Linked DNA regions of Homo sapiens: region 1 is linked to region 2. Evidence: read pairs that join two places in POLR2A ChIA-PET (ENCODE). Cell type or tissue: Panc1. All regions are shown on one strand. Links, peaks and the distances in the headings refer to the core of each region. The heading gives the core; the rest is flanking DNA. Region 1 holds the start of LOC105373980 (a long non-coding RNA gene). Region 2 overlaps LINC01237 (long intergenic non-protein coding RNA 1237).

Region 1 (2,910 bases), core at 134-2,633, 73 kb before region 2:
GGAGCTGAGTCCTCCTCTCCATCAATTCCCGCTGAGCTCTCCCTCCTGTGGGCTCTGCACCTCTCTCCTCCTCACATTAGGTCACGTGTGTGTCTGTAACTGTACGTGGGGTGCATGGACACAGATGACCCTTCAGCCAGGGCCACTATCTGGGGTGCAAACCACTGGCTGCCGTCCAAGTGGGGAACGGCCTCTTGGGTCCATCCTCCCCGGGAAGAAAACTCAACAGTGGCGTTTCAAGTTTTGCTACATCTGAGCAGCCTCAGCCCTGCAGGCTGGATTCACTTTCTGCAGACTCAGCGGCCCCAGGTGTCTGGGGCCCCTCTGTCCTCTGTGGGTCTCAATTTTCTGTGTGGGATGTTCCTCGTTCGCACCCTCTCTGCTTCAGTTGGCTGGTGGAATGAACCCCATTGACTTTTATTCTCTAAAAGGTTGGATTCATCTTTGCTGAGTCAACAACTGAGGAGAACAAAACTCCAGAGAGAAACCGGAATTAGAGCTGGGAGTTTAGCCGGGCACGGTGGCTCACACCTGTAATCTCAGCACTTTGGGAGGCCGAGGCAAAAATTAGCTGGGTGTGGTGACACCCACCTGCAGTCCTAGCTACTCTGTAGGCTAAGGCAGGAGAATTGCTTGAACCTGGAAGGTGGAGGTTGCAGTGAGATTGCACCACTGCACTCCAGCCTGGGCGACAGAGTGAGACTCTGTCTCAAAACAAACAAACAAACAAGAGCTGGGAGTGCATTGTCCCAGCGCCTCCAGGCTGTAATTAGGACGCCTGGCAGGGGTCAAGGTTGTCAGTCTCCAAAGCTCCAGCCAGTGTGTCTGTCCTTCAAAAGCACTGGTCCCAGTGCCACAGTGACCATCTGAAGTGGTGACAGTGGCCAGGCTGTGGCCAACGGGACTCCCCACCCCCACCATAAACTTTTGCCTTTTCCTTCCCTTTTCAAGTGGGCCTTAAAGCACTTCTGGAAATTAAAGGTTGATTTAGGATATCGACTCTCAGCCCTGATTTCCATACCTGATCAAAGGCTTCCCTGTAGGGTGCCGTGAGCTTGGGCTGTCTGGGCACCTGCAGGCCCTGGGGGTCACATGTCACGGGGAGGAGGGAGGCCTCAGTCCCCGGGGTGAAGGGACACACCCACCCACCCTGGTCTCCGAAGCTCTTCCCTCTCCCCATCTCCAGGGTGGAGAGGCAGTGAGTCGGGGATACGATGGCGGAAGGGGAGGCGACCTCCCTCTGGGATTCGAATCCAGCCCTCCCACCTGGCAGTCATGGGACCTCCCTAAGCGGTTTAACTGCCAAGTCCCAGATCCCATCTGTGAAGCCAGGTGATAAAAGCTGTGGGTCACTGGGTCTCCTGGGTTCCCAGAGGTGCCCATGGCCGTCTCTAGAACAGCAGCTCCCCGTGGGTGGCACCTGTGTTCCCAGGCACAGTCCCGCCTGGATGCCTCCAGCCCACCTGGAGCTGTGAATGAACCAGCACCTTTCCCGCCTCCTTCCAGCCCTCCGACCATGGCCTCTCGCAGGACCCCTGGGAATCACCCTCATCTGTCACTGTTTCCCCACCGGGACCCACCACCGAGGCTACCAGGGAAAAGCCACAGGATTTGTTTGCATCTGGGGAGGCAGCTCCACCTTCCTGGCATGAATGGTCACTAATGATTGGACTTTGTCAGCCTGCAAGGCAGGAAGGAGATTTACTCTCCACAGACTGGACAGTCCTTAGCTTTGTGCTTGCCACATAAATGGCATTTAATACATGCTCCCTGGACTCAGCACCACTCCTGAAGGCCTGTATTGTGGTCAGCAGTTATCATTTCTTCCACAAATGAGCTCATTCTTCTCCTCTCAGGATCAACCCTTTCGCCTTCACTGAGGCATCAGACACCAGCATTCGGAGGGACACCCACTCCATCCTCTTCTCTCAGCTGCCTGTGGAAATTCCCATCTCAAACACGTGACTCCCCACAGAGTGGCACTCACTGATCACGGATCTTAACTTTAAAAGGTGAAAAATAAGTCAAGGCTTAAGGTAAAGTAACGGGAGGTGTGGATGTCTGAGCAATGCGGTGAACCGAGTCACGGGGCCGCGGAGATGTTCGCAGCTGGGACTTTCCAGGCCTCCCGAACGCAGAGCGCCCGAAGCCATCAGTGGCCACAGAGTGTGTTTCAGGTGTGATTTGGGGTCATTTATGCCAATTTTATTCTTCTTTTATTTCCATCTGGTTTTCTTTCTATAAATTGCATACGTCATGCATGCTACGTTTTATAGTCATCCGTGTGACATCCGTCTCGCACAGTGAGTTAAGGAGGACGTTCCGCTACAGCTGTACTTTTTACTCAGCAAAATAAAAAAAGAATAAAGATGAGCTTGAAACTCCTTTGGAATCACTACATTATCTGTTGCTTAGCAAAAGCAATCCATGAATAACACACATGTACACACATGATACACATTCATACACACACAAAAACACGTCTGCACATATGTGTATACATACACATAGAGACATAGGCACACATGCTCTGAAGGTCTGCATGGTGGAAAATTCTAGACATGTTCATTTCTACTTCCTGCCAAGCGCTGAAAACTTGGTGTGCCTGAAAAATCACTTGGCTTCTGTAACCAGATTTACCAAATTAAAAAATTAAAACTGTCCAAGTGTAGAGGCACTAGAGTTTTGTGTCATCATTATTTTTTGAACCACCAAACTTTTATGATGTTGTTGCATTTTTAACAATGCTTGAGTCAAATATCTCACGTAAAAAGAAAACTTCTAAAAAGAAAAAACAATCTAAAATCATGAAAATTTTTGAAAGCATAACCTGCAGTCTCTCCCTCCCCAAAATTGTGTGAATTTGTATGTCATGCATTGATTTCTTACAGTAGTCAGAATGTCAGCCGA
Region 2 (2,910 bases), core at 249-2,748:
GCTGACAGGCACCTCAGCTGAATGGTGTGATTTATGCAAAGATTGTGCTGAATTATTTAAAGCATTCTCTATTTAAAGAACAGAGAATATTTAATTAGCATTCTGCTGTGCTTAATTGAAGACTCACAAATCAATTAAAACTGCTTACCTTTTGGCAGTTCAGTAACTTCACAGAAACCTCCCAGGAAATGCATCCTATTCACAGCTGGGTTCATCCTATACCCAGCGACCTGTGGCCAGTGTGGCGCTGTGATTAGAGGCGGCTCAGCGCCTTCAGAGGAGCGGCCTGGCTGTGCGCACATTAGAGAAAGGCTTCCATCGTCGTTGGTCCTCTTTCTCACAGGGACTCTGGGGTCTTGGTGCCGGGAGATGCAACCGCCTCTGGCAGCCCGGCTTCATTTTAGGGACAGTGACTATGGAGAAACCCAGGTCTGACCCATTTTCTCCAGAGGGGAGGGAGCCACAGGGAAAGGCCCCTTGTTGCTCTGTTGGCCCTGAGTGCCTCCCAGGAAAGGTCAGAGCACAGACTCAGCCCTGGGAGGGCCGAGAGATCCCGCTGGACCCTGCCCTCCTCGACACTCTGGACAAGATGCAGAGAGTGGGGTCCTGGCAGCAAGATCCCGTGGGAGTGGGGCCTTGGAGCTCAGGGCCAGACCGAGGGGGTGCTCATTGCTGGCTCTGGCCTACAGACACGTTGACATTGGCACCACACGGGCCAACTGAAACCCTAAGAGAAAACCCAGCGTCCCCTGGCCAGAGCCACCAGAGGACAGAGCTCCCAATGAGCCCAGCTGCTAGAAAAGAAGGTGGAGTCCCAGGCAGAAGAGTTCTTCAGGCTGAATGGAAATGATTCCAGAGGGAAATGCAGATATGAAGAAGGAGATAAAGAGCTCCAGAAATGGCAAATAGCAGGGTGAGCCTACGCGACTTCTCTAACGGAAGAAATTACCTTTAAAACACACGTGCAGGCTTAGAGCAAAAGAAACCGTGCCATAAGGTGTGAGTAAGTGAAGTGCCTGTGACACCCACAGATCAGAGAAGCAGAGGCCTCCGGGATGGCAAGGCAAGGTTGCCGCATTTCATATGAAGTGCACAATCATCATAAAAGAATGCATTAAATATACATATGTATGCATTCAAATTACACTAACATCACATATATCCATTAGACTTTATCAAAATTAAAATCTTCTGTTCATCCACATAAAACGATGTCACTTACTGCAAAAAATATTCTCAAATATTTATCCAAGTGCTGAGATCCAGAATAAGTAACCCCTAAAATTTCATAATAAAACAACTTGGTGAAACAACGGTCAAAGGATTTGAACACTTCGCCAAATGATGGCAAATAAACACAAGAAAAAGTGCTCGACAGACTCGAGCACCAGGAAGATGCGTCGTAAACACCAACAAAAACCACCACACACACCCACAGTAGCCAAAATCTATAAAACTGGTGGCACCAAACGTGAGGGAGGATGTGGCCCACCCAGCACTGTTGCTGTGCATTCTTGGTGAGAACACCTAAGACGTCCCCTCAATGGGATTAGAAAACCACAAGGCAGGCAGGTCAGCTGCTGCACTGCACACCACAGCGGCTGGTGAACTCTGCACACAGCGGTGGGCCGTCAACTGAAACCACAACAGGCAGCGAGCAGCTCTCAAAATGAAGGCATTCCGTGGAGAACAGCAGTGGATTATCAACCAGGATGTGTGAGCCATGACAGACCACAGGCATTCCCTGGGAGGCTGGGGCAAGAGGAAGCTTTTAAAGGCAAAAGAAGCTTGAGGAAGCGGTTCTGAAACAAAACTTACCAGCCTGAGAGGCTCATTGCAGGGGCTGGCGATGACTCATTGGAAACACTGACAGCTGCTGGGAGACGTCCTCATAGAAGCAACTTCTGAGCAACGTTAAGCCTGGCATTCCAGTCAAAACCTGGTAATATAACCAATATTTTCCATTGTATGCTGCTGTGAAGAGAACAGGCTCTTATTGAACTTACACAAATGACTGTATTGCCAAAAACATAATCATACTCACAAATAGTTCACAAATTTTGGAGAGATAAGGTAGGGAAAGAAGCCTATGTTTCAATTTTTGTTCACAAAGTTATACTTTACCAAATTGGTGTAAATTATAGATAGCTTAAGAAAACTATTTTCCTTAAACCTGGAAAACAAAACATTAAAATAGAGAACCAAAAATATTTTAAATTAAAACTGTAAAAACCCATCATTCCTTTTCGTCAATTCATTCAGTCCCATGTAATTAATTCTCATTCTGCTTGATCTAGGTTAGCAGATTTATGAACCCATCAGTTTCTTCAACAGAGTCCCAAAAATATCTACTTTCTCCAACGGTATGATCTTAAAGGTATCAGCAATCAGAGTTCAAGAGGACTGCCAAAGTCATTTCATTAGAAGCAATTTGGACTGTAGTTGATTGCAAAAGCTTTTAGAGAAACATCAAAACAATAATTTGGATTTGGATCTTTACATGGATGACAAAAACATAGACGGGTCATGGTTAAAAGTCTGATGAGAGTTCATTATAATGAGAAATTGACAAGGAACTTTGGTTATTTCCATAGCATAGAACATTTTAACACAATAATTAGAACTACTACTGATAACATTATACCAAGATATATCAGATATTTAAGAATTTTATACAAATTTTGGAATACACTAATACTGTATCCATACAAATATAACTTAAAGAATGGTTAAGGCCGGGCGCAGTGGCTCACTCCTGTAATCCCAGCACTTTGGGAGGCCGAGGCAAGCCGATCATGGGGTCAGGAGATCGAGACCATCCTGGCTAACAAGGTGAAACCCCGTCTCTACTAAAAATACAAAAAAATTAGCTGGGTGTGGTGGTGGGCACCTGTAGTCCCAGCTACTCGA

Evidence for each region. Peaks named below come from ENCODE experiments on the same cell type or tissue, not always from the same donor. Only the 100,000 strongest peaks of a DNase experiment are listed, where the experiment ranks them.
Region 1: POLR2A ChIA-PET joins it to region 2 with 6 read pairs; 3 of 35 experiments call an interaction of 5 or more read pairs at or near these places.

Annotation. Positions count from the first base shown.
Region 1 is chr2:242,037,470-242,040,379 of GRCh38, reverse strand. All of the region lies in intron 3 of LINC01237 (long intergenic non-protein coding RNA 1237), which reads right to left. LOC105373980 (a long non-coding RNA gene) reads left to right here and starts at 251. Exons shown (of 3, transcript XR_924086.3): 1 at 251-309; 2 at 1,187-1,332; 3 at 1,507-2,385. In Panc1, for the core only: no CTCF peak of the experiment used is centred there; no DNase peak of the experiment used is centred there.
Region 2 is chr2:241,964,956-241,967,865 of GRCh38, reverse strand. LINC01237 (long intergenic non-protein coding RNA 1237) reads right to left here. Exons shown (of 4, transcript NR_110220.1): 3 at 1,819-1,939. Among named protein-coding and RNA genes, the nearest start is that of LINC01238, 4.3 kb to the left of the region's middle. RefSeq lists an enhancer at 1,583-2,090. In Panc1, for the core only: no CTCF peak of the experiment used is centred there; a DNase peak (open chromatin) is centred at 1,775; H3K4me3 peaks cover 602 bases.